Linked DNA regions of Mus musculus: all the other regions are linked to region 2. A link is a loop called in an ENCODE intact Hi-C map of the cell type or tissue named here. Cell type or tissue: left cerebral cortex. All regions are shown on one strand. Links, peaks and the distances in the headings refer to the core of each region. The heading gives the core; the rest is flanking DNA.

Region 1 (6,145 bases), core at 743-5,742, 140 kb after region 2:
ATTTTGTTTGGTTTAGGATTTTTTTTTTTGAGATAGGGTCTCTCTGTGTAACGCTGGCTGTCCTGGAACTCACTGTGTAGTTCAGATTGCCCTCGAACTCACAGAGATCTGCTTGCCTCTGCCTGCCTAGTGAGGCTAAAGGGCTTCTGCCAGCATGCCTGGCTATTTATTTGACTTTGGCATTTCTAGCCTGCTCTCCCCTTCCAGTCCCCTGAAGGCTCTGGCACCCAGACACTCAGCTCTAAGGCCAGGATTTCTCTCTTTCACGTCCTACTACTTTCCGTACCTGCAAAATGACAGGAAATGTTCAAAAATAGTGTACCCTATTCCTGGAGTGGCCTTCTTGCAGTGTGCCGCCATCAGCAAAGCGGTCCTTCCAGGAGCAGCCAAACCTTTAGAGAAGCTGTGAGCTCCACCTACCCTCTGCTTCCCCCTGCTGCCCACAGGGGGAAAAAACAAGGCCCGGTGGGAAGGACATCCGGGACATTTGGGGAGCAAAGCAGGGGGTGGGAATTAGGGGGGTAAGAGGTTGAGCTGGGGAGGCTCACACCTCCCCAGCGTGCTCTGTTCCCAGCATGGTCCCCAACGGTGCCAATCCGTCTGACTCCAATACTTTAGCACCACCCCCCCCCCCCCGTTCAACTCTTCCACTCCACCCCCACCCCAGTCTTTATTCTTTATTTCAGCGGATTCAAAGGGGCCCTCTGTGCCCATTTTGTATCTGTTTCCTAAGCTGAGCTTCTCCCACCCGCCCTCCCTTTTTGTCCCGCCAGAGTTCTCCATCAGCAGCTTCTGCACGGTGGTGGACGTCATGAACTTCTCCAAGCTGCAGGTGCTACGCCTGGATGGGAACGAGATCAAGCGCAGCGCAATGCCGGTGGACGCCCCACTCTGCCTGCGCCTCGCCAACCTCATCGAGATCTGAGGGGCCTCGCCTTGGGCTCCTGGCTCCGGGCTCCGAGTACCGTGCACCGTGCACCGGGCTCGGGGTACATGCCCTGCCACCCCGCTGCATGTTTGGCTTTTGCTGGATGGTCTGGGACACGCATGTGACAGAAGTCCACAGGATCTTATTCAATCTCCTTCCAACAGGCAGAGTTAGGTGGGATCAGGGGCCAGGCCAGTTTCTGCAGGGGGATGAATTTGGTGGTAAAAGAAATATAGCTATAGAGTCTAGCCCCAAAATCTTCTTGCTTGGACAGTAGCATATAACCAGTTCCAATTTGACCTTTTTTGAGCTGTGCTCAACAGCATGGCCAGCTGCTTCTGCAGTTGCTCTGGGCTCCTGCTCTTTGCTCCTCAAAACATCACAACACACCTCTTGCCCAGTCACCTCCTCCCAGCCCCAGCTCACCCTCTCTGCCCTCTTTCACTGGGGCCTCTTCTAATGTCTTAGGCAGTCAGGAGACACCCACACCCTAAGGGCACACTCTTATCTGAGGCTAAACGGATGGCTAAAATCACACACTTACCCCCACCTCACCTGTTTAAAGTCACCATATTGAACACCATAATGATGAGCTGTTAACATAGGGGATAACCGACTCTATAATGGAGGATCTATCAGAGGAGGGAAGTGTCCAGTGGTCATTATCAGTATCCATAGTAAGATGGGGAAGAGACACACCTCAGGATAGCAGAACTGAAGGGGCAGCCCCCTTTCCAGTTTCATCTGACACAACATGATCTGCACCCCTTCTTGGGCTTTTAGTATCGAAGGGGCAAGCGTGGTTTTCAAAACATGAGAAAGAGCCTCTGCTCATCCTTTGGTCTAGTATGAAGGGTTGTTACGCAAATGGCAGAGGCAGACTCCACCCGCCGAGGACCTACCCACTAACCCAGACTAGGGGGTGATCTCAATAGCTCGTTTGTCCATAATGCTAGAGCATCAGGAACCAGCCCTGTGGAGATGCTCACTGGGGTGCAAGAAGCCCTGCCAGGCCCAAGTCCTGCCGACACTAGACCTGGCTTCCTCTGCATTCACACTATGCAGTCCGCCTTATGCCCAGTGGTGCCTGTGATTTGTAGTTTGTCTAAGAACAGCCCCATCTTCTCCTTTTTAAAGGTGATATTGCCTAGGTACAACCAACAGCTTCTTCTAGACCCCACTGGGATAGAGCCACCAGGGTAGCGAGTGGCAAGAAGCAGTTGTAAGATGCTAGCCTGAGGTGGGTCCCTGCCTTAGACCCCTGACTCTGTGTGCACTTGGGAGCAAGCTTCTCTGGAAAGGACAGGGTGGGGCGGGGTGCTTAGACTGTGCTACGGGTTCCAGAACTGCAATCCACAAAAGCCAAACCAGCTTGTTTCAACCGGGGAGTGCCACCTGCGGAGCAAGGCTGCCCTGGCCAGGGTTCTTGGGAAGCACCTGCATGTATCACCATCCTGCCTCTGAAGAGCCCTCAGCATGAAGCAAGCATGAATGGCGGCCAACCTAACCAATAAAGTTATTTTATAAGTGCATCTGCAAGGATGGAATGGTTGGTGGCAGCCCTCGGCATCGCCTCGGGGTACCTAGACACACAGGCCTTGAACCGTGTCAGCTCTTTATAAAGAGTAGCCTATATAAAAACTCAAGTTAGCAAGTGTTGTGGTATGAAAGCTCCTAGATCTATTCTCACTATTTACCCACCCTTTTGTCTCGCAAGAGAAAGAAAAACGGAGTTTGAGGGCTGGGTTTTGTTTGTTATTTTTGTTTCTGTTATTGTCATTATTTGTCCTGCACACGCACACACACAAAGACACACAGAGACACACAGAGATACACACAAATACACATATAACACACACAAACACACTCACACAAACACACACATACAAACATACACAAACACACAAACAAGACTTATAAACACATAATACATACAGGCAAACAAACATACAAACACACAAACACATACAAACATACACACAGACACATAACAAACATATACACAAACACATTACAAACATACACATGCAAACATATACAATACACATACAAACACCTATAAATATACACACAAACACATAGACACACAAACACATACATACAAACATACACAAACATATAAACACATAAACACAAATACATACAGGCAAACACACATACATGCAAATAAACACACACAGAAATACACACACACACACACACACACACACACACACACACATATTCTACATGCTTTTCTTCCTCTCCTGTCAACCGAGTAATTCTGGATCTGACTGAACCTGGGTATTATTGCCTTAATGGCTGCTGCCCTCTAGTGGCACCTGTCAGAAACTGAACGCTGCACCACCATGCACAACCCACTTGGTTCTGGAAGAAGTAAACCTGAGAGGGAGTCGCCTACCTACTCTCTGCTCCTCTCAGAACGGGTCTCTTGAAACCCTTCTGGTGCCAAGTGCCAGGCTAAACACTTAACATTGCCTTGAAATGATGGAAGCTGCACGTGTGGCTTCCAGTCAGGGAAAAAGGGAAGCGGCTGAGATGAATATACGCCAAATTCTGACTGCCCCAACTCCAGAGTGAGCTGACGATGCCCTGGAGAGTATTCTATGATGGAATGTGGAGATGTGCGAGTCTTGAAGATCTGGCACCAGGGGGGGTGCTGGAGAAGGGGGAGGGGAAGGGACACTTATGGAGGGGTCTGCCCAAACCACAACTGCCTTTCAATTTTGACTGTTAGCAACTCAGCTACGTCAACTGTACTAATTCTTTGGGATTGCTTCTACAGATGCCCTATAGAAGCAACTTAAGAGAGGGAGGATTTAGTGTGCCTCTTGGTTTCATGGGCTCTCACTCTACCACGGGAGGGAGAAACTCAGTTCATGGCACAGAGTGTGTGGCGAAAGGCTGTTCACATCACAGCAGACCAGGAAGCAGAGAGCAACGCAGGAAGCAATATGTCGTTCAAAGGCACACTCCTAGGACCTGCCTCTGCCTAGGCTCTACGTCCTGATGGTTCCATAGCTTCCCAAAGCAGCACCGCCAGCTGCAGAACAAGTATTCAAATGGGAGCCTGAGAAGGACAATCCCAACCAGCACAGCCCGCCCCAGCCTCCAGAGCCCACCCCCAGCCTCTAGAGCCCACCCCCAGCCTCCAGAGGTTTTCGGGCTTCTCACATGTTTTAACCCAATTTCAAAAGCCTTTAAAAAATATATAATTATATATTTTATATATAATCATATTATATATAATAAGTATATATTTATGAGTGTGTGTGTGTGTGTGTGTGTGTGTGTGTATGGTTTCTCTGTGTAGCCCTGACTATCCTAGTACTCACTCTGTAGACCAGGCTGGCCTGGCATCTCAGAGATCCACCTGCCTCTGCCACTGAGTGCTGAGGTGTGTGCCATCCCCTGCTCAACTCGAACTTCAAGAGTCTTAACAATCCCAAGACCTTTCAGAAGACCAAAGTTCAAAGACTCTCCTGGGACTCAAGACAACCTTCTAGCCATGAGGCCCTGTGAGTGAAAAGGATGCTGCCCGGTTTCAGTCTATAGTCCAGGGGGAACATCCTGTTCCTAAAAGAGGAATGGGGATGTAAGGGGAGAACTGGAACTAAGGCAAAACCAACTCCCAGCAGGGGGAATGTCAACTCCTGTAGCTGCATGCCCAGCATTTAGGACAGCATACATGATGTGATTTCCAATGGACTTTAGCTGCCCTGGCCATAGTCCTTATAATGCTTGCAGTGCATACGGTCTCTTTATTTGAGTCATGCTCCTTAGAAAGTCTATGTTCCTGGCATCTGCAGCATCACAGGGTCTCCATTGCAGCTCAGACTTTCTCTCCATTGCTTCGTGCCTAGACATCCAGACCTCTTCCACAGCATAACTACATGTCGCCTGGCCACACAGACTTTTCTCTGGAACCTTGCAGGAAACCTCCATCACCCCAAAACTCTTGCATTCTTCATACCTAGAAAACTAGCATGGTGTATACAATGCCGAGTTCTACTGCTGGCCTGAGTGGTAGCTGGGCTTCCTTGGATTATGGCTACAGAGGTCTCTGAGTGCCTAGGCAGCTGAACCCAGGAAAAGCTGCCCTTAGGCACACCCTTGTGAGTAGGGCACCCCATTGGCATGCTCTCTTTAAAGAAGTCTTTCAAATGAGTTTGCAGTTTTACACCCTGAATCCTGTTTGAAGTCTCACTAATTCTGCAGCGCCCTGAGGAACCGTCCTATTGTCTTAGTACAAAGTGCCCAGTTTCCTCTACTGTTGTTGTTAACAGTTAGTTTCTTTATCTATAACCTTAAACAGCCATGGCTAAACTATGTGCTTCTTGCATCCTTCTGCTCTGAAATTATTTTTAATCCTGATTTTCACTGTAAACCGTCCCCAAAGCAGCCAGCCATGCCACAGCCCGTATGCTATCTTGATATTTCCTCCACCGAATTATCTATTACATTTCACCTTAGCCTCACTTCAAATTTCAGAACATGGGAAAAATATACATAAAACCTTTGCCATCCTTTAATGCAAATGGCTTCTAGTCCAAATTCCTTGAGTCCCTGTTCACATTCAAAACCTCAAGAGAGCTGAGCATGATGGCACACGCCTTCAATCTCAGCACTCGAGAGGAAGTGTCAGGCACATCACTGTGAGTTCCAGCCCAGCCTTGTCTACACAGTAAGTTCCAGGACAGCCAGGGCTATAGAGACTCTGTTTAAAAAACAAAACCAGCCAACCAAACCTCATGAACCAGACCTGCACTGTTTGTCTTTGCATTGGCACGGGGTGGGGGTGGAGGTCTACTGACCCCCACCAGAGTCACCCACCAAGGTATCACTAGGGGTTCTTTAGTCTGCATCTCCAAACCCCTGCAAACGCTCCCTGCAATCCAGTCTGAAAGATCTATGCACCACACGGTCAGACTTAATCCTAACAGTGTCCCCTTTTCCCTGACACTAATGTGCAGGGTTAGGTACCTTCCCTTGTTGCGTTGGCACCTGAAAGACTTAAGAAAAGAACGATTTGAGCCGGGCGTGGTGGCGCACGCCTTTAATCCCAGCACTTGGGAGGCAGAGGCAGGCAGATTTCTGAGTTCGAGGCCAGCCTGGTCTACAAAGTGAGTTCCAGGACAGCCAGAGCTACACAGAGAAACCCTGTCTCAAAAAACCAAAAAAAAAAAAAAAAAAAAAAAAAAAAAAAAAAAAAGAACG
Region 2 (6,145 bases), core at 582-5,581:
GAAGCGGCAGGCGGGCGGGCACAGCCCCTGATCCACGAGCCTGCCAAGCGCTGCCCTTTAACAGAGACACGAGGTGTTACTGGTGAGCTAGAGGCAACAGGCCATGTGGACACAGAAGTCTGGCCAGTTGACCCTGCTGCTGCCCTGTTGTGGGCAGTGAGAGAGGAGGGCAGAAAAGTTCAGAGACCCGCCTGCCTTTTGGTATTCGCAGCTGAAAACTGGGAACCCCCATCCACTCCGATGTGGACTCCAGCCTAGCTAGCTACCGATTCGTATCTCCTCTCCTTCCAAGTCATACGCTTTCATTCTTCAGAGCCGGCTCACGCGAGACTTCCCAGGCTGAGTTGCATACAGTTAACATCATTACAACTAAGAGAAAAGAATTCGTGCATACACCCCACCCTCTTATCAAGAAATTAATTCCCCAATGGCATGGGGTATGCATCCTCCAGCTTTGAATTCCTTCCTGGGGCCTGCCTGGCACACACCAGGCAGGTAGGGCTGGCCGAGGGCATCTGTTAGTTTTCATCCTCCACAAGACAGCCTAGGTTAGGCGGGTTGAGAATCCCCCTCGGTAGCCAAATCCCCTCTAAAGAGAGCCCTGGCAACTACTCTTGTCCTTTTGAACTTGTGCGTGGCCTGTAGATCTTTCCAGATGATTTAGTCCTTGGCTGCTTGCCCTGGGCACTTCCTGTGCACCCTGTATTTCTCCAATTAGTTAGAAAAGATGACTCTTCCTGCAGTGCCTTGGTGCTGCGCACTGAGAAACCCTCCACAGTTTGACATTGGTGGTTTCAAAGAACATGGCTGCTTTGATTTCAAGTGGAGCTATTAGATTTCTGGACTGACTTTAGGGATACTTTTTTATTTTTTACATGAAGGTTATGAGTTTTGAGGATATTGTCTAAGAAGAGGCTTTGCGACATTTCTTTTAGAAGTTTTTTTCTTCTTTCTTTTCCTTCCCTTCCCTTTTTTCTTCTTTCTTTCTTTCTTTCTTTCTTTCTTTCTTTCTTTCTTTCTTTCTTTCTTTCTTTCTTTCCTTCTTCCTTCCTTCCTTCCTTCCTTCCTTCCTTCCTTCCTTTCTGAAACAAGATCTTACTATGTAGCCTTGACTGGTCTCAAACTCCTAGAGGTTTGCCTGTCTTTGCCATCTGAGTGCTGGGATGGCAGCCACCACCCCTGGCTGCTAGGAGTTTCTTAATAAGGTATTTGGGGGGCTTGAAGCCATGACTCAGAAGCTAGGAGCATTCATTACTTACTCATTCATTTAGAGGACTGGGATTTGGTTCTCAGCACACACACAGAGGCTCTCAACCACTCATCACTCCAGTTCTAGGGGATCCAGTGCCAACTTCTAACCTCTGTGGTCACCAAGCACACATGTGGTGCACATACATACATGCAGGCTAAGTGCTCATACACACAAATTTAAAACACACCTTTTAAGACAAATTTTTTTTTCTCTCTCCCTATCTTCTCAGCGAGCAGTAGGGAGCTGGAGAAAAGACGGCTTTAAGTAGTCCTGCTGCCTTTGACTCATTCACACAGTCAGCTTTGTGCTGGGTGTTTTCCATATGACTTTATTTCCTCTGCTGTGAAGCTTGCTGGAATGCGGACGCTGTATCAGAGTTAACATGGTCTTTTGGAGAATAGATAAGATGTACAGGGTGAGAGCTGGCGCATGCACGCGCACACACATATGCACACACATATGCACACACATGCACCTGCATGTATAAATGCTAATGGCACTGATTGAATAAACTTGTGTGAGGAGGGGCTTTCTAAACCTCAAGGTAACCAGCACTGTGTGTGTTTCCTGTAAAGCCAGTTTAACTCTTGTCCCTCTAGCTGATGGCTGCAGAGAGCAGTGGAGGAAGCTGGCAAGGTCCACGGTTGGATAATGGGATGCTGATGGTGGGATGCTAGTTCAGGTTTGCAGGATCAGTGCCTGCCCCCATCCCTAGCAGCCACAGGAGCTGTGATCCCTGTGGGCCTCCTGAAAGGGGCAAAAGTTGCAGGTTGTCATAGGTGCAGAAGGGGCTTGTCCAGGCTGTAGCACCAGGTTGCTTTCAGCCGTAATGATACATTGACTTAAGCAGGAGCCTTGGAGAAACCAGCTGCAACTAGGGTGAGGAAGTTGCACAGCAGGGAAAAGAGGTTGTGTGAAGTGGGCTCTATTTTCAATGCGAGAAAGGTGATGGGGAATATAAATGGGGTTTCTGGACTATAGGGCCCAGCCTAATCCAATGTTTTAAAACAGTTGTGTGACACCATCTTGGGGAGAGGAAAAAGCCTCCAGAGACTCCCCCAGCCTAAGGAGAATTGGTCCTGTGCCTCACTCACTTCTAGAACATTCATCTCCACATCCTTCTCCACCCAGGCAAGTGTGGCAGGGCAAAGGCAGCCTTCCGGTGAGGGAGGAGAAGGGAAGAAGAGAAAGGCAGGGAGCCCAGGTTCTTGGAAACCCGCCAAGCTGCTCACCTGGGCTAGGAAAGGAGGGTAGCAAGTCTGCGGGGGAGGGACACTCTATGCAGGGAATAAATTAACTGCAGAGGGAGAATGGGTGATGCCACTTGTCCTGCGCTAGGTGTGCTCTAGAAGAGGGTGCACAAACAGGAGCTCTGGGAGGGACTCAGTTTACAGATGTGGAAGCCGAGAGCAAAATGAGCCCTGGCAAGGCCTCTGTCAAACTAGCTTCCCTTAGACTCTCAAAGACTTCTCATTCACAATCACTCCTGATAGGAATGAACCCCCAGCCTCTGCCCTTTCCTTCAGACCCAGTAGGAGAAAGCCCATGGCCCTCTTCCCCTAGGGAATCAGGGAATTGCAGTATCATGCCACCAGCCACCAGATGTCGCTGATGAGTCGGCCTTAGAGGTAGAGGCTAATCCCCAGTATGGAAGAGGCTTCTGGGAGATTCCCAGGTGCTCCACCTCTTCCTCTGTTTCTCAAGAACTGCCCTTGGGGTGGGATGACTCGACTGAGTCTCACACATAATAGAGAGCAGATGAAGTGGTGTGATGCCTCTTGGCCCTCCATTGTCAAGTTTGGGTAAGGGAGATTGCAGGGCTTGGCGACATCCACATAGGCCCAGTTTTGGGCTCTGACCCCACAGCTACCCTCCTATTAGCCAAAGTCTAGTTCCTTGCACCACTTTGTCCCTGGCTGTTCCTTTCTGAGGCCCAGCCAAGAGGGTGTGTACTGTGTTTGCCCCAAAGGAGGGAGATGGGAAGCGGAGGAAAGGCTGGAAGTTGTGGGGAAACCCTGACCCTCCACCCCACCTTAGTCATCCCCCACACTTCCTTTCTGAAGAACTCGAGACAGTAGGGAACAGGGTGACATCTGTCTGGTGTCAGGAAACAGTGGCAGAGGACAGCTTTGGAAGGGATCTCAGGCCTAGGAGACCTGGATTTGTCGGCCTTCTTGAGACAGTTACCCAAATGGGGGAGTTCTCAATGGAGGAACTTTCCAGGGTTCACCTCTGGAATGACTTCTGCTTCTGACTCGGCTAAGACTAAAATAAGATGTCAGTCCATGGCCCAGCCTTACCCATGAGAGACTCGTGGTGTGGGGGAAGAGAGGGGATATGTCTGTTGGCGTACACCTGTGTTTCTGAAGCAAAGGGAGACCAAAGAAGAGCAGAGGTCTTGGCTGGCAGGGTGTCTTTGGGCTGGGTGGGGAATCTTGCTTTAGAGCCGGAGCAGGTTATACAGTATTTACCATCCTCACGAAGGGACGAGAGGAAGGGCAGGGCTGGGAGCGAGAGAGGGAGACAGATAAAAACAGTGGACCCCAGAGCTTGGGCCACCAGCCTTCAAGTGCTGTCAGAGGAGGTCCAGCTCTGGGCACAGCCTAGATGACCACGGACTGCAGGAGGCGGAAGCACATCATGAGGTCCAGTGGGATGGGAGGCTTCAGAAAATTTCCATCCAGCCGCAGGTAGCGCAGGTGGGGCACGTTTTCCAGATCCGAGGAGAAGTCATGGAAGGCCACTAGGTTGTTGGGGCAAATCTGGGTCCCGTTGATTTCTGTGGAGGAAAAAGGGAGAGAAGTCAGCCACAGAGGAACTGGCAGCACGGGAGAGGAGAAAGGGGATGAGAGCCAAGAGTGTGTGGGCTCCATTGTCTATCCTATTCTCTGGACAGGGTGACTCTGGGAAAGTATGACTGTAGGTCACCTGATTTCCAGAGCAGGTATGATTGTAATCATCTAATTTTCAGAGCCAATCTATTCAGTTGTAAAATGATTTCAGTTGGGGATGATCATGGAGGGGTCATTTCCTACAGGAATGGTTTATTCGAGGACTAAACAACTGAACAATAGCGTCTTTCTCTGAGCCTTTCTGGCAATGCTCTCAGAGGCGATTTTACTTCCTAGGCTGACCTTGAACTCCCAATCTTCTTGCTTCATTCTTCCCAGAGTCGGAATTACAGGCACCATGCCCAGTTGACAGAGTTTTGTTGTTGTTTGTTTTGTTTTGTCTCATGGAGTCCAAGCCTGCTTTGAACTTCTGAGTCTCCTGCCTCCACTCCTCAAGCGCCAGGGTTACACATGTGTACTGCCATGTCTGGCCTGACACTTGCCTGAAGAGGACTGAGCCTCATGCTCTGGGCTACAGTTGGCACATCAAACTCGGGACTCTGTGAGTGTTCCTTGTGGAAACTGTCCTAGCTGAACATTACAATCTTCCAATAGAATCAGAAAACAGTTTTTAGCTGTTTTATACCCTGACTATGTAGCTGCCTCTGATTCCCCGTCACAGACTTTCTAAAAGCCAAGGCTCAGATCTGGGAAGGCCTTTGTCATGACTGCTGCTGGCTTCTTTTGCAGCGGGCAGGCCAGGCCCAGGACGTAGCACTTTGTATCTCTGTTCTACTGTTAGGAGAACAGCTAGCAGTATTTCTGTGTCTGTCTGATCTACAGGTCCAGTGGCCAGAGAAGCTGATGCTGATGAGAGGGGATAGAGAAAGAAAACCTCATGCCTTTCAAGCATGATGTTCAGCGCACTCCATCCATACACGATTAAGTCATCCTACTGATTCTGTGTTAGAAGATACTGCCACCCTCATTTTACAGGTAAGGAGACATTCCATATGGGTCTAGTATCTTTTCAAGGTTACTCAGACGCAGAAAATAGTGAGGCCACAGTCAAAACTAGTGGGGTTTCTTTTTCCTTGTCTTCAATGCTAAGGACACAATGTAAGGTCTTTTGTTTGTTTGTTTGGTTTGTTTTTTTTTGTTTTTTTTTTTTCGAGACAGGGGCTGTCCTGGAACTCACTTTGTAGACCAGGCTGGCCTCAAACTCAGAAATCTGCTTGCCCCTGCCTCCCAAGTGCTGGGATTAAAGGCGTGCGCCACCACCGCCCGGCAGAATGTAAGGTCTTATGTGCACATTAGAAAGATTTCTGAACTGGGTGGTGGTGCACACCTTTAATCCAGCACCTGCAGGAGCAAGTGGATCTGTGGACTACAGATTGAGTTCCAGGACAGTCAGGACTACAGAAACCCTATCTAAGAGGAGGAGGAGGAAGAGGAGGAGGGGGGGAGGAAGAGGAGGAGGAGGAGGAGGTGGTGACGGCTGCTATACCACTGTCCCAGTAGTTGCTTCTTGTTACCTCACAGTGGTGTTCCTGAGAAAGTGTGGCTGCCCCGAACCTCTTCTCTCCCCTTTGCCCCACCTCCCCAACTCACTCTCTATGCTATTGTTGTTGAGGTACAGGTGTTCCAGCTTGTTGCTGATGGCCGGCACGTTGCTGATCTTGTTGTGAGACAGGTGGAGCACCAGCAAGTTGGAGATGTTGAAGGAGTTCTTGGGGAGCCCGCGATCTGACAGTTTGTTGTAGTTCATGCGGATGAAGGCCAGGTTGGGGAAGTCCTTGAAGTACCCGTTGGGGATGGTCTCGATCTTGTTGCTATCCAGGTAGAGCTGGTGGATGGCTTGGGGGACTTTGGGGGGCATCTTTCTCAGGATGTTGTGGGCTAGATTGAGCTGCATGAGGTTTTTGAGGCCCTGGAAGGTGTCGGCCTTGAAGACGCCGTCGCTCAGCCGATTGTGCTGCAGATCCAGGAGCAGCAGGTTCTCCAGCTTGCTGAACACTCCGGGCGGGATCCTGGAAATGAGGTTCTGGCTCAGCCTCAGCTG
Region 3 (6,145 bases), core at 708-5,707, 420 kb after region 2:
GGATCACCAAGCACGATGTCCATAAACAGCTGCTCCTCCATTAAACAGCCCACCCCAGCGTGGCTACCCTGGCCTCTCCCCCAGAACTTCAACCAACCCCGCTGTGACCCAGGAACCACAAGCAAGAACCCAGTGCTGGGGACTAGGTGTCCTTGTCTGCCCGTAACCCCAGGATGGGAGGCAGAACCTGCTCAGCCAAGCTGCTGCCTGCTCCTGTGGCAGGGTGCGCATGCGCACACGCACAAGACCACCCCTTACTTACCCTTGTGTTATTCCGCTCTGCTTTCAGCTCAGATATCTCTTCCTCCCGCTCCAGAAGCTGCTCCCGACACATGCTTAGCTCCCGAGTTAAAGTGGCAAATTCCTGAAAGCCCCCAGAAACCCTCAGTGCTTAGGATTCACCTCCAACCGGTGCCCTGCATACCCAAATCCATGGGAGGCTTCTCTTATTCACCCTCTTATCGGCCCACCTCCCTCACATCCCAGCCTGGCCCCCTGGCAGTGCAGGAAGCCTACAGCTATCGGGAACTACTGGAGGTGAAGAACATATTAGGATTCCAAGAAACAGGACTGCTTACAGAAACGGGTAAGTCTGCCCTGAAAGGCCTGCCTCTCCAGTCACCAGTGACCAGACTACACTCACCCTCTAGAAGGATGCAATAAAGCTCATGTGTGCCATCACCACACACACACACACACACACACACACACACACACACACACACACACGGGCTTTGCAAGCTGCAGATAGCTAATACAACAAATAGGTTGAAAGACCCACCTACATGAGAGTGGAAGGACACAGCCCTGTGGTGCCCGCCCTGGCTTCTGGGAACCCTATTCAATCAAGCCAAGTCTACAGCTCAGCACTTGATGGCATATACCGACTGTCCCTTCCGAGGGGAAACTCCCCCACACTGCCATGTAGAGGTCTTTCCAAGCCCCGCTCTACTATTAAACAAACTACAAGGGAAGAGTGCTCTCCTTGAAGTTCCAGGCCCACCACATCCCACCAGCCTGATGACACCACACGGTCCCCAGAACCATTCTCAGATGGATGAGTGGCTGCATCCTGTGGCCATGAAGTCTACACAGACTGCAGAGGCTGGGGCCTCGCCCCTCCTCTGTGGCCCCCTGTAAATACCAAGAACTCATAACCACAGGCAGCACTGTAGCTGCAGACCAGGCAAAGGGGATGGAGGAGTTGTGGGGAGTGGCAAGGGACCAGAGAGCCAGACGGGGAGAAAACGAGGACTTGTCACCCTAGTCCTGATTACTCCCTTTCTATCTAGGTCTACAGCCAAAGTGAAGGAGAGTTCAATATTTCATTATCTGGAAGCTGAGGCCTGAGCCTGACACTGCTTTAACCCCCAGCTTGCACACATATACCTATACGGGGACACACACACCCCTAGAGAGAGGACTTGAAGGGGTGCCCACATCTCACAATACTATCTACCCCTAATGGTCTCTAACACTCTCCTCTCCTTTGGCCCCACGCTGGGCAGCTGCCCTGTCTCCCTACCCTGCATGCTGTGCCCTCCCTCTCCAGCTCTAACTCATGTGATAGCCTGCTGCCAGGAGAATCCCCCAACGGGCAAGCCTGTCCATAAAGTTAAGGACTAGTTTTCAGACTTTTCTCTGGTGGCTTTTTTCTGAGTACCCCAAGACCTTGATCACCTTGGTGGCTTACTGTTTCCAAACATCAATTAACCATCTATGGAGCACGCCTTCACAGGGCAAGACATCTCCCCTTACACAGCCTCTGTCACCCTCTGAGGAGCTCACATTCCACTTCCAAAGGCCACCTCCAAAGGGTTCGGCCTCCTCAGGGGCTTTCCAGACTCTGGAATGGAAGGAAGTATTCCTCCCTGAAGAGCATCCGACCCTTGCCAGTCACTGCCTCCCCCCAATGAAGCTTTGACTATAAACTGTTGGGAAGACCAGAAGTCAAATCTCAGCTCTCCCCAGTTAGCTATGTAATCTTGCATATATTACCCAGGGCTTGTGATGGACAAGGTAGCCAGGGTCCACCTGGCCACACCTCCTCTCCACCAGGGTCCATATTCTTTTTTTTTTTTCAAGATTTATTTATTTATTTATTTATTTATTTATTTATTTATTATATGTAAGTACACTGTAGCTGACTTCAGACACTCCAGAAGAGGGAGTCAGATCTCGTTACGGATGGTTGTGAGCCACCATGTGGTTGCTGGGATTTGAACTCCGGACCTTCAGAAGAGCAGTCGAGTCCTCTTACCCACTGAGCCATCTCACCAGCCCCAGGGTCCATATTCTTAAGACATAAACTACCACAAGACTCTAGGCCACTGGACTGAAGCTCACCACTCCAGGCTCAGCCCTGGCTCTCCCTAGATTTGGAGAAGGGACCTGCAGCCGAGGCTTGAATTATTTGACTCCTCTGGGCTGCTTCTCCCCCACTGGCTCAGGGTGGTCCTGCAGAGCACGCAAACCCATTTCTCTCCTAGGAAGAGGTGGAAAAGGCAAGCTGGCCGAGTAGACTCTGTACTCTACGTATAGACAGACAAACTCCAGCCTCCCTGGACTTGGTGACCTGGCAGACCACACCTTCTCGGAGAAGCTGTAGGATAACTTGGGTTCCTATGCAAGTCTCTAGCCTCTAACCACGCATCCCCATCCCCAGAATATCTACTGGTATAAGTATAAAAGGTACTGGTATAAGTGGGTACTCAGATTTCCAGAACCCATGTGTTAAAGAGGAAATAAAGCAGAGAACAGACACTGTCTTGGGGGGTGGGGGAGACACAGCCCTCCTGCTGCTATTTACCACCTGGAGGGCAATATGCCACTGACTGATTCCCCTAAGCGCCCGTTTCACCGCTGACAGAACAGGGTGATGGCCCTAACTGTACGAGTTTCATTGTGGGAAATCTACTGAGATGATGGATAAAGAAAACCTAGCCCACAGAATATACACAATAAATGAAAGGTTTTAGCTGCTGGAGGTGTTATTGAGGACCGTGAAATAGGACGCCAAGACACCTGGCCCTGAGGTTTAGCTCAGCCTATGGTTATCTGTGTGAGGTCTCTTATCTTCATGGAAACGAAGGATGATCTCTGCTGCTTCTCCTAACTCTACTTTCCTTGATTCCCCTTTCCTGTCAACTCAGTTAGAAAGGAGGTTTCTTTCCAGTCTAGGGCGCCACCTACTGGTAGTATGGCCTCCCTACTGTTGGCAGTCATGGCTGGATTTTCTTTCTGAGTTCACTTCTCCAGGTGAAGCCAATCCGGGCAGCTGCACTTAGGAGGGGACATGAAGGCCAAATACTCTGTGAACTCCAGTATGTGATGTGCAAAGAGATGCAGAGACTGAAGGGCCAAAGGCGATAACGTCAAAGGAGCTGGGGAGAGTCTGGAACCTTACCTGGGGAAGGGCGGAGTTCAGGTGGCGCTGGAGCTGATCTCGCTCGTGAAGGGCATCCTGGAGCCGGCTCTGTGTGGCTACCAAAGTTTCCTGACTCTCCCGAAGGGACTCCAGCAACTTCTCTCGCTCATCCAGCATGTTCACCATCAGCTGCTCAAAGTTGGCCTCAGCATCGGCACCGTGGGGGGGCCCCAGGGGGTCCCCCTCATTGATTGTGGGCATCACCTCACACATGATGGGAATGGAGAGAGCCTTCTCAGCGTCGGGTCAGGGGGTGGGAGGGAGCTCACGGGGTTGGCACCTGCAGAAGGACCCAGGGCGTGGGTCTCAGAACAGGCAGTGCCAGGCAAGTGGACAGTTGGGTAGGGGCTTCTCCCATGACATCAGTTGCTCTTGCTCTGAAAGGAGCCTCGGGCCTGCAGTGTCCCTGTGGAATGGAGCCAGAAGGCCTGGCTTAACCTTTCAGGGTTGGGGCTGGGTGCCCTGTGTCCCCACACAAGCGGGAGGCATCGGTGTGTGGCCATGACAGGCTGGGCGAACAGGGCTGGAAGGCAGCCCTTGTCTTAGACTGAGCACCAGAGCTTGGCAGAATCCCAGCTGGGTCTAGCAACACCCATGGTTTCTGGAGGGCGGTGTGGTCTGTGGGAGAAGAGAGTGCCGTGAGGACCAGTTGAAAGAGAGCAGGGCATCGGGGGAGGAGCAAAGGAGGCGGGCCCTGAACCAGAGTGGGAGAGGATGGGGGGTGGGTTGGCACATGCCCTTCTCGGGGCTTTCTCGAGTTGGTGGCACCTTGTTAGGTTGCCCACGGAATGCACATGCCTCCTGCCTAGTCTCTGTGCCTGCAGCCCCTGCCCCCCACCTCCTGCAGCTGTCAGAAGTGCAGCCACAGTGGTTCCCCACCCACGTGGCTTGCTGGCCAAATATAGAAATGATTCAGTCAGCGGTAGGGGAGCAGCCGGCAGGCTGCCCAGAGTCCTCCTGAGACCTGAAGGTGGAAGGAAAGGAAATGGGGTATCTCGCCCCCTCCCCCCCCCCATAGCCTCCTCTCCCACATTCAAGCAAAGGTAGGCACAGAAGGGGTTAAAAGGCTTAGTGGATGGGAGAAACACCCCCCCCCCCCCCGCCCAGGCTGGACTCCCATAACATGGCTGAGGTCTTAGCAAGGCTCAGGCTGGGCAGTGGGGCAGGCAGAGCCCTGACCTGCTAGGATGCCCATAACTCAGGGATGAGGCTGGCTTGTCATTTCCCACTTCTAAAGTCTGCTGAGGAGAATGCACGCAGACCAGTGTATGTCCGCAGCCTCCACCTCTTTGTTGGAGACTGGATGACAAAGACTCCCCATGTCCTTATGGAAATGGGAATGACGTGGTGGTGCACGCCTTTAATCCCAGCACTCGGGAGGCAGAGGCAGGAGGATTTCTGAGTTCGAGGCCAGCCTGGTCTACAAAGTGAGTTCCAGGACAGCCAGAGCTAGACAGAGAAACCCTGTCTCAAAAAAAAAGGAAATGGGAATGAAAAGGGACGCTTCCAGAGGAAGACCTTGTGTGAGGCAGCTTACTCATGGCTGGCAATCTGCTCCCTTGGTCTAGGTAATTACCCACTGCTGGTGCTACCAAAAGTCACCAGTCAGACCATGACCATTTACATGCACAGGCCAGGGGCCCAGAGGTCACAGCACAGGAAGGTTGGACATGGAAGTTAGAAGTTCTCAGCTGCAAAGTTCTCTGACCACCGTCAGTTTTCCACCTCCTGGCCAGGGCTAGGCCACTGGCTTCATCGGCTCTCACAGGGAATGTCCTCAGGTCATCCACTGGAGAACTCCAAAACTGCAGAAAGGTCCCAATACAATGGTTGCTACTCTGGAGACCATAAGTAGTGCTGTCCTTCCCACCTCACCCACCCCATTTCTAAAGATGTAGGGCACTTCAGCAGGTGAAGCAAGCAGCCAAGGAGGGGCAAGAGCCTGTACGAGTGAGAGATCAGATGTGGGCTTCTGGCAGGGCCGAGCTCAACAGAGAAAACCAGTCTGCTGACAAAACAGGCAAAATTGGGGGACAAGCAAGGGAGGAGACAGAGGAACAGCTAGAAAACCCCAGAACTCACAGCCATACCCAGAGGTGCCATGGCTCTAGCCAGTAACACACACACACACAAACACACACACATATACACACATACACACACACACACACACACACACACAGAGGGCAGACAAGGGAACAAGGAAAGAGCTAGGGCAAACACACATGCTCCCAGACAGAGAAATAGATATGAACGTTTCTCGTGGAGATCCTTCCCACCAGCTGAACAACGGTGGAAAGTTGTGGTCAGACAGCCCATGCTCCCTCCCCACCTCAGAGCAGCTGGGAACACAGGATAGATGGCTACTCCAGTCTGATAAACTGCCCTAGGGGATGCTGACAGCAGCAATTTCTCCAAAATATCTCCTGCCCAGTGTTTCCGAGCCCCTTCATCCTGAGTGCTCCAGGCTGAGAGACTGAAAGGCCCCGGGGCCCCACCTTCCCTCTCCAAACTCATTAACAGTGCGCTCACATTCTCTCTGTAGCCCCCCACAACCACTTAGGTTTTGGGGGTGTCTGTCTGTCTGTTTGTTGAAAGCTTGTGCAAGACCCTGGTCTTGGTCACTAGACAGGGGGAGGGGTGGAGGGAAAGGGGAGAGGGAGTGGGAAGAGGGAGACTATTCTCAGCCCCCTGCAGATGGCTTCAATGCCAGACCCC
Region 4 (6,145 bases), core at 489-5,488, 49 kb after region 2:
TGCCAGGAATTGAACTCAGGACCTTTGGAAGAGCAGTCAGTGCTCTTAACCACTGAGCCATCTCTCCAGCCCCACACCTTTATTTTGATCCCATGTCTTAGCACCATGAGAGTCTCCTACCATGGAGGGGCATGATTTACACTCTCTTTCCTTTTCACTGGTGAGGCCTGGGCTTGCTCCACCCACTGGGAGCACAGCAGAAGTGGTACAGGGTGACATCTATATTTCAGATCATAAAAAACATCCAGCCTTCCCAGGCTTTCTCTGTCTGAATGCTTTGGTACCCAGCCACCATGTTGCAAGAAGGTCCTTACCCTCCTGAAGAGGGTCTGAGGCTTTCTCCCATGGTCAAATTGCCAACCGAGCCGGCCAGCCCCAGCCCCACTCGCACCGTCAGACACTGTGGCCCTCCTTCCCTTCCTCCTGCCTCCACCTTCACGCAGGTAGGCGCGCTTCCTACCATTGAGCTACATCCCAAGCCCAGAGACATTTTAAAGTACAACCTCAAGACCCAGAGGCCACACCCAGCCACACAATAGAAATAACAAATAAAAATGATGATTGCAGTTTTCTCTCAGTGTCGGTGACACGATTTGTTATGCTGCATTAGCTACTGATACAGAGTTATTCATGAGGCTGAGACTGAGACGGCAGCAGATATGGAGCAGATAGGGACCTGCAGAAACCTATGATGTTTAGAGGTCCAGAGTGGACCCTAATGCAGTTAACGACACTGTACTATCTATTAGTTTGGTGTGTGTGTGTGTGTCCGTTCGTCCATGTGCGTTCCTGCTATGTGTACAGAATGACACATATGTAATGCAGTTTGAATATACCAGCTTCGTCAAGAGGAAGAGATATGTAGCCTTATTTCCTAACTCAAAATTAGGACAGTTTACTCATAGTCCACTGCAGCTTGGCAGTGGAACAAAGTGTTTGGAAGCAGGGCTAACCAGAATAATCTAGAAGGTATGATCTGTTCACCTTGAAATAGTTCCATGGAAGCTTTGGAGGAAGGGCTCACTGGAGCGACAGCTATCATGAGGTGGACATCATTCCTTTTAGTGTGTCCATCTTCTCTCCTGCCTAGGCTCTCCTGTCAATGCATTTCCTTCTCATCTCTCCAGAACAAGAAAGAAAGGGAGAGAAGAAAGAGAAGGGGAGTATGGTTGGAACGGATGGGGAAATGACCCGATACAGTATATAGAGAAATCAATGGGAAGGGAGATGCAGCCGGCTGGCTGCTTTAGGACTGGACTTGGGTACTGGCCCTAAGCCCTCAGCATTGCTTTGGTGCTGATGCATGGAAGGAATGGGGTGTGGTGGCTCTGAGGTTAGCTGGGCCAGCAGCAACTATGAGAAAGAAAGGCCGGCAGCCAAGGAACTGTTCGTTTGTTCCAGGACTGGAAGTCAGTTTGGTGTAACCTATGACCTGGAGAATTTGGGCTGCCCCAGGTCCAGCTGTGTCCAGATGTAGAGCCCACAGGCTCAGACATGTCAATTCCTGTTTGTTCAAGGCTCACCACCGCCTCTCCTACAGCCAGACCCAAGGGTGGCTCTGGGAAGGGAGGAACTGGGCCTTCTGTCTCCAAGTTAAGGCCGCTGAGGCTTCAAGGAGAAATGGGAGCTTACTGTGCCTGACAGGGCCTGGGTGCAGAAGTAAGGCAGGGAGGGAAAACTGTATGGAGAGAGGGGGGTGTGAACAGCTGCGTCTGCTCCCTGGAGCTTCTCAAGGGATCGTGAGTTCCAAGAATGGGGGCTGCAGGCTCCTAAGCGTGTTTGTGTTTTAGACTTAACACCTTTTCATACAAGTTGTTGTCGCTCCATGAATCATGTCAGAGGGAAGGAGGGAAGGATGGAAGAAGAGAGACAAGAGTAAGGGGGCGGGGGTTGTTGGTTCCTTAACTTCCCCTCAAAATCAATTGACTGTCTAATTAAGACATGGCAGTATTCTAACTGAAATCTAACTTCTATTAGAGGCGGGTAGGCCTAGTTCAACCCTAAGCTTCCAGACATCTGGACCTCAAGTTCCATGTCTCCACGGCTTCAGCCTCGTTACTCTTAGATGAACTGCTGGTTGAGGGTTAAGGAACCAAGTGGAATCTGATGGGCAGACCTGAGTTCAAATGCACACACCACCGCTTTGCCGTGGTGCTTAAATCAAGGTGCTTAGACTCCCTTACGTTGGCTCCGTTTGCTATTGAGCAGGACAGGGTCCCACTACAGAGATGGCTCAGTGGTTACAAACACTTGCTCTCCCAGAGGAGCTGGGTTTGGTTGGTAGCACCCACACCAGGCAGCTAACAGCCATTTGTAATTCCAGCTCCAGGGCATGCATGCCCCTTGGACATTTACACACCACACACTCACACACACACAGATACACACACACACACACACACACACACACACATACACACACAGATACACACACATACAAACAAATAATAATAAATAAATCTTAACCAAACAAAACACAGAAGGTACGGTCCCCACTGTAATAAAGGCTTAAGGAAATAAGGTGGGAAAGCCTGCACAACACCACCTCACAGCACCCCGGGAATGCTAGTACCCTCACTGTCCCAGGAGTAGACAGCTCCTCATGCTGCCATCCCTCCAACTACCCCTACTCCAGCCTCGCGTCTCTGGCCACCTGACCTTTTCCATGCCCAATTCCTGCCTCTGTGGCTGCCTATGGCCCCTGAACATCCATTTCTACCTTTGGCTCAACTCTGAGCAGGGGAGCTTGACAGTGTTCCCCAGGAGGCTTGCCTTTTAAGAAGGGAGGAGCCAGCCAAGAGCCCAGGATCAGTCACAGGGACAGGACTTTCTATGGGGTATGGGGGTGGGGGTGGGGTAGTCAGAAGCCTCACACATAGCCTGTTATTTGCTGTGAAATAAGAAAGAAAGAAAGAAAGAAAGAAAGAAAGAAAGAAAGAAAGAAAGGAAGGAAGGAAGGAAGGAAGGAAGGAAGGAAGAAAGAAAGAAAGAAAGAAAGAAAGAAAGAAAGAAAGAAAGAAAGAAAGAAAGAAAGAAAGAAAAAAGAACAGTGGGTGCTCCCAAGTTCTACAGCACCCCAGGGTCCTGCCTCCTCTAACCTTCTATCTTATCCCCATGACACAAGCTGAAAAGCTTTGCTGCCCTCATTCTGCCCTTCTTGCCTGCCCAGGGCGGTTGACAGAGTCTGGGACCTTCAGGTATGGCAGATAGCTTGGCACAGTCCCTGCCAGAGGGGAAGGATCATATACATGCCCAGACCTCATCTGATTAAAAAACAGCTGCCTCAAATGCATTGTGTCACAGTTCTTAATTTGGAGGGGAGTGACACGGAGGCTCAGGCTGGCCTGATGTGAGGTCAGCCGACACTGACAGTAAGCGTACTGTGCGGTCAGCCAAGAATCCAGGCCCGTGGCTCCAGCCACACGTCAGAGAAAGTGCTCTGGTGCGGACTTAGACTCATGCCATGGAGGGTCCGCTGATAGGCTGTGGGGACAATGGCTTCAGAATCCTCCTTTTTAATGGCTCACCAGTCCTCAGGAATCATGAGCGGGGCCGGCTTTTTGTCCACCAAGGGGCACCCGTGCACTGTGAGGAAGGTCCAACCGGCTCTGCCAGCGTGGCTCTGTCCAGGGTGAGGAGCAAAGGTTTGGGGAGGAGTCACTTTGTTTTTAAGATTCCCTGGCAAGCGCCTCTCACATTCCAGAACACAGAGGACCGAGGACCCCTGCTTGTCCAGAGGCATCCGGGGCTGGCAGCCAGCCCAGGCCTTTCCTGTCCTCTTCATTCCAAAGGTCTCTGTTCGGTTTCTGCATCCCTCCTTGGTGGAAGGCTGTGCTGGGACTGGGAAAAGCTGGGGAACTTCCTGCTTAACTCGACGCTCTTGGGAAGCCACACATATCTAGACATTCACTGAGTACTTACAAGTGCCCAGCACTGTGGCAGCCACCCAGAAAGTGACACTGAAGGAGCCCTGATGTCTGCCTATGGGGCCATGGACCCACAAGGTGCACACTTCAGAGCCTGAGCAGGTGGGTGCATCAAGGGACTCAGAAGAGATGCTACTGAGGGTCTGTGCCACTGGAGCCCATTGGCTGCAGGATTCGGGGCATCACCTGCTAAATCACATCCAGTGCCTGCTGCCTCACTGGTCCTATGATGAGGGAGAGAAGCTCAGTATTTGTTGAATGAATGAATGCTTGAGTGAATGAAATGAGGCTGTCCAAGAAGACTTCTTGGAGGAAAGGTAGAAGGCTCACACACATGCCTAGATCCTACCTGATCAAAGAACTTCTCCGCTCTTTTTTTTTTAAGATATTTTCTTTATTTACATTTCAAATGTTATCCCCTTTCCTGGTATCCCATCCCCCCTCCCCACTTCCCCTGCTCACCAACCCACCCACTCCCCCTTTCTGGCCCTGGCATTCTCCTATACTGGGGCATAGAAGCTTCACAGGACCAAGGGCATCCCGTTCCATTGATGACCGACTAGGCCATGCTCTGCTACATATACAGCTAGAGCCATGAGTCCCACCATGTGTTTTCTTTGGTTGGTGGTTTAGTCCCAGGGAGCTCTGGGGGAACTGGTTAGTTCATATTGTTGTTCCTCATATGGGGCTGCAAACTCCTTCAGCTCCGTGGCTCCTTTCTCTAGCTCCTCCATTAGGGACCCTGTGCTCAGTCCAGTGGATGGCTGCGAGCATCCACCTCTGTAGTTGCCAGACACTGGCAGAGCCTCTCAGGAGACAGCTATATCAGGCTCCTGTCAGCAAGCTCTTGTTGGCATCCACAATAATTTCTTGGTTTAGTAGTTGTATATGGGATAGATCCCCAGATGGGGCAGTTTCTGGATGGTCGTTCCTTTAGTCTCTGCTCCACACTTTGTCTCTGTAACTCCTTCCATAGGTATTTTGTTTCTCCCTACTAAGAAAGATCGAAGTATTCACACTTTGGTCTTCCTTCTTCTTGAGTTTCAGGTGTTTTGCAAATTTTATCTTGGGTATTCCCAGCTTCTGGTCTACTATACACTTATCAGTGAGTACATATCATGTGTGTTCTTTTGTGATTGGGTTATCTCACTCAGGGTGATATCCTCCAGATCCATCCACTTGCCTAAGAATTTCATAAATTCGTTGTTTTTTCCTTTTTTTTTTTCAAGACAGGGTTTCTCTGTGTAGCCCTGGCTGCCCTGGAACTCACTCTGTAGACCAGGTTAGCCTCAAACTCAGAAATCCACCTGCCTCTGCCTCCCAAGTGTTGGGATTAAAGGCGTGTGCCACCACTGCCCAGCTAAATTCATTGTTTTTAATAGCTGAGTAGTACTCCATTGTATAAATGTACCACATTTTCTGTATCCATTCCCCTGTTGAAGGACATCTGGGTTCTTTCCAGCTTCTGGCTATTATAAATAAGGCTGCTATGAACATAGTGAAGCATGTGTCCTTATTACAAGTTGGAGCATTTTCTGGCTATATGCCCAGGAGTGGAATTGCTGGATCCTCAGAAAATTGAACAGCCAAACTGATTTCCAGAGTGGTTGTACAAGCTTGCAATCCCACCAGCAATGGATGAGTGTTTCTCTTTCTCCATATTCTCGCCAGCATCTGCTGTCACCTGAGTTTTTGATCCTAGCCATTCTGACTGGTGTGAGATGGAATCTCAGGGTTGTTTTGATTTGCATTGCCCTGATGTAAGGATGTTGAACGTTTTTTAGGTGCTTCTAAGCCATTCAGTATTCCTCAATTGAGAAGTCTTTGTTTAGCTCTGTACCCCATTTTTAATAGGGTTATTTGTTTCTCTGGAGTCTAACTTCTTGAGTTCTTTGTATATATTGAATATTAGCCTTTTATCGGATTTAGGATTGGTAAAGATCTTTTCCCTATCTGTTGGTTGCCTTTTTGTTTTATTGACAATGTCCTTTGCCTTATAGAAACTTTGCAATTTTACGAGGTCCCATTTGTCAGTTCTTTTTTTTTTTTTGGCGGGGGGGGGGGGGATCTCGAGACAGGGTTTCTCTGTGTAGCCCTGGCTGTCCTGGAACTCAGTCTGTAGACCAGGCTGGTCTCGAACTCAGAAATCCGCCTGCCTCTGCCTCCCAAGTGCTGGGATTAAAGGCGTATGGCACCACGCCCGGCTGTCAATTCTTGAT
Region 5 (6,145 bases), core at 792-5,791, 200 kb after region 2:
GTTTCCCAAAGAACTCTCCTTCCGTGGAGGGCAGACACGAGGGCAGAGAGGCCCCTTTCCCTGTAGACAATGCCCTTCCCAGAAGATCTTCTATAACAGAGAGAGTGAGCGCATGCTTCCAGGAAATACACAGTGCTCTCCCCCAGCTTGTGTGCATGTGTGTGATGGTCTATAAATACATTCAGACAGGCTTTGGCTGGAGTCTCTGCACCCTGAGGGCATTGACTCTGGCTCTGGCTCTGGCTCTGGCTCTGCCTCTGCCTCTGCCTCTGCCTCTTGGCTCCTGAGCTGCCTTTGTCGCAGCAGCAATAGCATTACCCAGAAGGCTATGGGGGAGGCGGGCAGGAATGTAATTGTCATATCCTGGGCCCACTTAGGACATCCAAGCAAACATTTCACTTTAAGAGCCTGTTAAGGATAAGCTGACTCCACAGTGGGTTGGGAGGGGAACCCTAGCCAGTGGTCCCAGGTCCATTCTGGGTAGAGATAGAGAAGGAGGGCAGGGTGACTTTACCATGTCTGATTCCATGAACCTTTATCCTTTGAATCCTAGTAGTGGAAGGAAAGAGACAGACAGACACAAAGACATTGAATTTTTCTTTTTACACTGAGGAGTGGTGGTGACTGGTGAAATGGTTCAGCAGGTCAAGTTGTGTATTGCAAGCCTCATGGCTTGCATTCAATCCCAGCTGATTTCTATAGGTTGTTCTCTGACCTCCATAAACTCAGTTTGACACTGGAAGACCTGCATGCACACACACACACACACACACACACACACACACACACACACCATCATAATCACCATTTAATTACAAATATGTGTCTGTGTACATGTGCATACATGCTGCCTCCCAGGCACAGGCATGCCTCATGCTTGCGCTGTAATCCTCTCTTGCTATGGCTATGGCATGCCCAGCTACTTGTCAGGCTAAGGTAAGAGAATGGCTTAAGCCCTGGGGTTGGAGGCTAGCCTGAGCAACATGGTGAGGCTTGCCATTTCTCCCGCAATTGTCTCTGCAACTGCATGGCTAGAGAGCTGCAGCCAACAGATTTGGAACTCAGAACTCACAGTCCTAGAGTGCACCAAGGTCACACACAGTAGGGTGCTGTCGCAGGCACTGGCTTTGGAAGCCTATCTTCTTGGATGACAGCACATCAGGAAAGGTGTGTGGTGAAGGCTGAGAGGCATCTTCAGATCTTCTCCACGCCTTTGACATCCTCTGAGGACACTGTGCCCAGTGGGCGCTTCATCGTGGGGAGAGGAGAGGAGAGGAGAGGAGAGGAGAGGAGAGGAGAGGAGAGGAGAGGAGAGGAGAGGAGAGGAGAGGAGAGGAGCACTCAGGAAAGCAGAAGTGGTCTGCGGCAGGGACTAGCATTGACCAGGATCTGCTTGGAGACAGTGACTGTAAACCTGCCATCTGGGGACATGGAAACCACCTAGTACCTGCCAACGATGAGAGCCACGATGATTTGGACACTGTGCTCTCAGGGCTGTTCAACGCATATCCTCTCTTTTGTTCTGTCAAGGTGTCTGAAGTGTTTAGTGACTGATGTCTCCATCAATCAGGGAAAGAAGGTGGGGGCTTGAGCAGCTGCTGTGTGCGCAGTGCTGAGGACTTAGATGCGGCAGAGTTAAGGCACCTTTCCCCGATCTCCCACACACATCACACACCTCTCATGTGTGAAGTGACCCTCCTGGAAGCCCTTCCCTCTGCCTTGCTGGGCCTCCCTGGGAAGAATGGATGCCCTAAGCTGACAAATGCCCAGCACCCCAGGCTATGATGTAGGACAGGGTGTAGTCTCAGGGTTTCATCCCCAGCACCCAGCCTGTGTGCACACACTTATACACTCTCCCTACACCAGCCTTTTAGACATATTTGCACACTCACCACACGGGATTACAGTAGCAGTCTGTTGTACACCTGTCTCCTGCATATGTGGTTGCCTGAGAGCCAAGCCTGTAGATGTTAGCCAGGTAGTGTAATCTGAAGGTGGAAACAAAACAAGCTACAGAGTTATTAAGCCAAGACCCGACCTGCTGTTCCTCAGGAAGTTGGGACAGCAGAGGGAGGGGCAGAGGCCACTTAAGGAACTAGTTTAGGCTCGACCTGAGAATTTAAATCTACAGGTGTGGGCAGTGCACTGGTTGTTTACACAAGTTTCTCTGAGCTCACCTTTCTGCTCTTCCTTGCAAAATCAGTTTATGTTCAAAATTATGGCAAACTGTAAAGCCCTGAATTATCAGGCCTACCATGTGAGCCACCAGACCCTGAAGGACAGGAGTAATAGTGTAGCCATCTCCTGTCACCTGCTTGGACACAGGGTAAAGGGTGAAGGTCTGGGTTACATCACCTCCTCTGGAGGCCACTGGACTGATCCTCTCCAACACCTGACCCTGGTCAGGACTTCCTCCAGGGCTTTTCTTCCACAGGGTTATGGTTCAATGACCTCTTGTTCTATAGGTTCCTGCCCATGCCCCATTTTGAAGAGGAATTCAAGATGACCCTTCCGTCAGTGTCCAGGGAGAGGGGATGGGTTCAGGAGGGGCAAAAAAGCAGTGGAGAGGGGCCTGGTCAACCTTTCTTGCCTGCCTCTCAGATTATGCCCATCCTAGATGAATGTCCCTCATGGGAATCATTCATAGATCCCTCTCCTGCAGAAGGTATCTGCGCACATGTTCTCTGTCTCTGCAGAAGGGGACCTGGCCCTGACTCCACAGTTCCCTTCTCCAAGATTTGGGATCATCCTGGTGGTCACAGCCAGAGTCCAGGATTTAGGCTGACTCCCCTGCACACAGACAGGGTTATACATGCACACACACACACACACACACACACACACACACACACACACAGAGAGAGAGAGAGAGAGAGAGAGAGAGAGAGAGAGACTCCCAATCACAAACACTCTCAGAGGAAGTCAGAGTGGGAAATAGTGATTGTCTTTATAAATAAACATCCAGGCTCAGTTCAGACTTCTTGGAACGACAGGTTCCTTTTCTGGGCTGAGTCACACCTGGCCTGGAGCGTACCTATTCAGACAGGTCCCTCCCCATCAAGTGCCGCTTGGGACCAAAATGGAGGTCTTCCTCCCCCTGCTGGTCACTTTGAGAACATACCCCAAGATGGGCCCATTAAAAGCTGGGAAAAGTCTCACTCTATGGAGAAGATGAAGGATGTAGGCGCCCAGTGATCTCTTTCTTTTTATTTTAGGAGGCAACAGTGAGTTCTGCCCATCCTTCCAAAGTTAGGCGTCCTCTCTCTGCTGTATGAAAGAGATGCTGGTGTTCAAAGTGCTCACAGAGAGTTACAGGCAGCTCATGTGTCAGCCTCCTTCCAGATCTTGCCCTATCAGCCAACACTCCTCTTTTCATTTAAAAGTTATCATCATCACCATCACCATCACCATCATCATCACCTCCACCACTACCACCACCAACACCACTATTATTTATTTGTTTGCACATATCTGTGAGGACCAGAAGACAACACTTGGAGCCAATTCTCTCTTCTCACCATGGACCCTGGGAATTCATCTCAAGTTTTCAGGCTTGGTAAGCAAATGCCTTCAAGTTCAGGTTACTCACCGAACCATAGCCCTACTCCCCGGCACTTTTCATTTTAGTTTATTTACAGTGTACGTGTTTGTATGTGTGCGCTCACATAAACATAACACAGTGGAAGGGCGAGGGGTCAGAGAAAACTTTGGTTCTCTACTTCCGTCGTGCGGGTCCCAAAGTCCTTTCTGCCATGTGGGCCCCAAGTATCAAACTCGTCATCAGGTTACCTTAGGCATCTTTATCTACTAAACCATCTCACTTGCACCAACTCCCTTCTTAATTCCACCCCATCCCGGCCAGCTCTGAACCATTTCCCTATTCCAATCCCATTCTGCCAGGAACAGCTGAGGTGAGCAGACATCGATCATTGCTGACTGACTACTCATGAGGTGGGTGGAGACAGGAATCCACAGAAAAAGCCCCTAACAGACCAAGGGCCTGTAGGGGGTACTTAAGTCTGGGACAAGAGGTTGTGACATCTCTCCCATGAAGAAGCTTCCATCCAAGGGCAGTGGGGTTGGGGGGCACCCCAGATGACCAGGGAGCACTGAAGTGCATATCACATACCCAGGGCATGGCTGGAGGTCACGTAGAATCTCCTCAGAGAGCGTGGGCCAGGCCTGTCTTTACCAGGGGACTCCTGGGCACCTTCCCTCTGTGCTCAGCATGCCCAGGGCCATGAGGCCGCTCGTGTCTCACACAGTCGGGACAGAGCACACGTGCTGCTTTTCATGGGACTGGCTGTTTGGTCTCTGCTCGCTGGACCTTCATCATCAGTAAGTGCTTTGACTGAGTTAGGGGCTGGCTCTCCCCACTCCTATCTAGTCCTGGCTACCTGCAGCATGGGCTCCAAGTTGGGACGTCATATTACCTCTCCAGGGACCTTTGTAGGCTGTGTGTCTGCTGGAGTGAGTGACACGCAATCCTCAAGGCTCCTGTTGTCACCTAGGAGAGGGTTTCTTTTGGTCACCTTTCCTCCTTGGTTCTCTCGTATAGTCAAGAGCCACCCTAGAATAGATCAACCTGACACCCAGGGAACCCGGGGAAGATGCAGCCCAGTGATTACAGGACAAGGATCTGAAGCCATTGCCTGGGACCCGGGTCCCACTTCAGCAGATCAGTGTTATTTTGGGCAGCCAGAGCTCCATCTCTGAACCTCTGTTTCCCGACATATTGTCAGTCAGGAAAATAGTCCTTACGGCCTAGCGTTGTATAGAAACCGAATGCATCAGCACAGTGACATGGAGGAATGTGAGTACTATGTCAAAAACCAGGGTCCATAAAGGATAAACAGGATATTTTGCCAGAGTCTTAATTTTATCAGAGAGGGGGAGGGGCTCCCTTTGGAAGTAAACCAGAAAAATGTACAACTTCAAATAAATGTTGAAGAAGATATGACCTAAGAAAGATTTCTGGGCTCTACTCTAAACTTGTGAACAAGGATTGTCTGGCCAAAGGTTGATGTCTGCCTCTGGAAATCTTTAATAGACGCATGTGAGACTCTGATGCCCACCAAGAGCCGGCTCTGAGCCGAGAGTGCACAATATACTCCACTCTCGGCTTCTGCCCCTGGCTGGCTTTCAGATGCCTGAGACCCTTCTGAGAGCATCTCAGCACAGTGGATTCACCAGGGTAGCCTGCCTCAGGATCTGTTAAGTAGACTTAGTTACAGGTCCTTATAAGGGGTGGAGGGTATCTGTTCTCTAGATTCCCAATCAGCCCTCATAAGAAGTTTCTAGAGCCGGGCGTGGTGGCACACACCTTTAATCCCAGCACTTGGGAGGCAGAGGCAGGCAGATTTCTGAGTTGGAGGCCAGCCTGGTCTACAATGTGAGTTCCAGGACAGCCAGGGCTACACAGAGAAACCCTGTCTAGAAAAAAACAAACAAACAAACAAAAACAAAAAACAAAAAAGCTTTCTCTTAGGCCCGTGGCGCCCGCAAGATGGGCAAGTGTCGTGGTCTCCGAACTGCCCGGAAGCTCCGCAGTCACCGACAGGACCAGAAGTGGCATGATAGACAGTACAAGAAAGCCCACTTGGGCACAGCCCTGAAGGCCAATCCGTTTGGGGGCGCCTCTCATGCAAAGGGAATTGTGCTGGAAAAAGTAGGGGTTGAGGTCAAACAGCCAAATTCTGCCATCAGGAAGCGCGTCAGGGTGCAGCTCATTAAAAACGGCAAGAAGATCACAGCGTTCGTGCCCAATGATGGCTGCCTGAACTTCATTGAGGAAAATGATGAAGTTCCGGTTGCTGGATTTGGTCGAAAAGGTCATGCTGTAGGTGATGTTCCTGGAGTCCGCTTTAAGGTGGTTAAAGTAGCCAATGTTTCTCTGTTGGCTCTATACAAAGGCAAGAAAGAACGGCCAAGATCATAAAATTTGACAATGGAAACATAGGAATAAATTTTCATATTCTGAAAAAAAAAAGTTTCTAGCTGATTCTGGGAGTCTGGTGGGGTTAAAAGTAAGAGTATGACGATGGGAATGGTCATGGTGGCTCAAGAGAAGTCATCGCACATCCCAGACTATCTGGGTTTGGAAGAAGAGGGGCTGGGGGTGAGTGAGGGTGGGTGGGTGGGTGGA

Evidence for each region. Peaks named below come from ENCODE experiments on the same cell type or tissue, not always from the same donor. Only the 100,000 strongest peaks of a DNase experiment are listed, where the experiment ranks them.
Region 1: a loop joins it to region 2, with 6 times the contacts of the local background. A loop is called at or near these places in 38 of 42 quality-filtered maps.
Region 3: it touches region 2 in a loop (2.2-fold over the local background); 2 of 42 quality-filtered maps call a loop at or near these places.
Region 4: it touches region 2 in a loop (2.3-fold over the local background); 9 of 42 quality-filtered maps call a loop at or near these places.
Region 5: it touches region 2 in a loop (7-fold over the local background); 21 of 42 quality-filtered maps call a loop at or near these places.

The regions. Positions count from the first base shown.
Region 1 is chr1:134,045,701-134,051,845 of GRCm38, forward strand. Fmod (fibromodulin) reads left to right here. Exons shown (of 3, transcript NM_021355.4): 3 at 774-2,580. The coding sequence ends at 925. Among named protein-coding and RNA genes, the nearest start is that of Fmod, 12 kb to the left of the region's middle. In left cerebral cortex, for the core only: a CTCF peak has its summit at 3,261 (motif pointing left); DNase peaks (open chromatin) are centred at 900 and 3,255; H3K4me3 peaks cover 267 bases.
Region 2 is chr1:133,908,751-133,914,895 of GRCm38, forward strand. Prelp (proline arginine-rich end leucine-rich repeat) reads right to left here. Exons shown (of 3, transcript NM_054077.4): 2 at 5,695-6,145; 3 at 1,554-4,031. The coding sequence ends at 3,856. It also overlaps a transcript of Optc not described here. Among named protein-coding and RNA genes, the nearest start is that of Optc, 4.6 kb to the left of the region's middle. In left cerebral cortex, for the core only: a CTCF peak has its summit at 2,844 (motif pointing right); DNase peaks (open chromatin) are centred at 629, 1,575 and 2,849; H3K27ac peaks cover 685 bases.
Region 3 is chr1:134,328,884-134,335,028 of GRCm38, forward strand. Ppfia4 (protein tyrosine phosphatase, receptor type, f polypeptide (PTPRF), interacting protein (liprin), alpha 4) reads right to left here. Exons shown (of 29, transcript NM_001374777.1): 2 at 3,407-4,045; 3 at 263-364. The coding sequence starts at 3,640. Among named protein-coding and RNA genes, the nearest start is that of Ppfia4, 13 kb to the right of the region's middle. In left cerebral cortex, for the core only: a CTCF peak has its summit at 3,197 (motif pointing left); DNase peaks (open chromatin) are centred at 3,190, 3,488, 4,062, 4,249 and 1 more place; H3K4me3 peaks cover 308 bases; H3K27ac peaks cover 622 bases.
Region 4 is chr1:133,958,289-133,964,433 of GRCm38, forward strand. No RefSeq gene overlaps it. Among named protein-coding and RNA genes, the nearest start is that of Bmncr, 16 kb to the right of the region's middle. In left cerebral cortex, for the core only: a CTCF peak has its summit at 3,562 (motif pointing right); DNase peaks (open chromatin) are centred at 1,694 and 3,624.
Region 5 is chr1:134,103,862-134,110,006 of GRCm38, forward strand. It overlaps the pseudogene Gm8618. Among named protein-coding and RNA genes, the nearest start is that of Chit1, 4.3 kb to the right of the region's middle. In left cerebral cortex, for the core only: a CTCF peak has its summit at 3,107 (motif pointing left); a DNase peak (open chromatin) is centred at 3,100.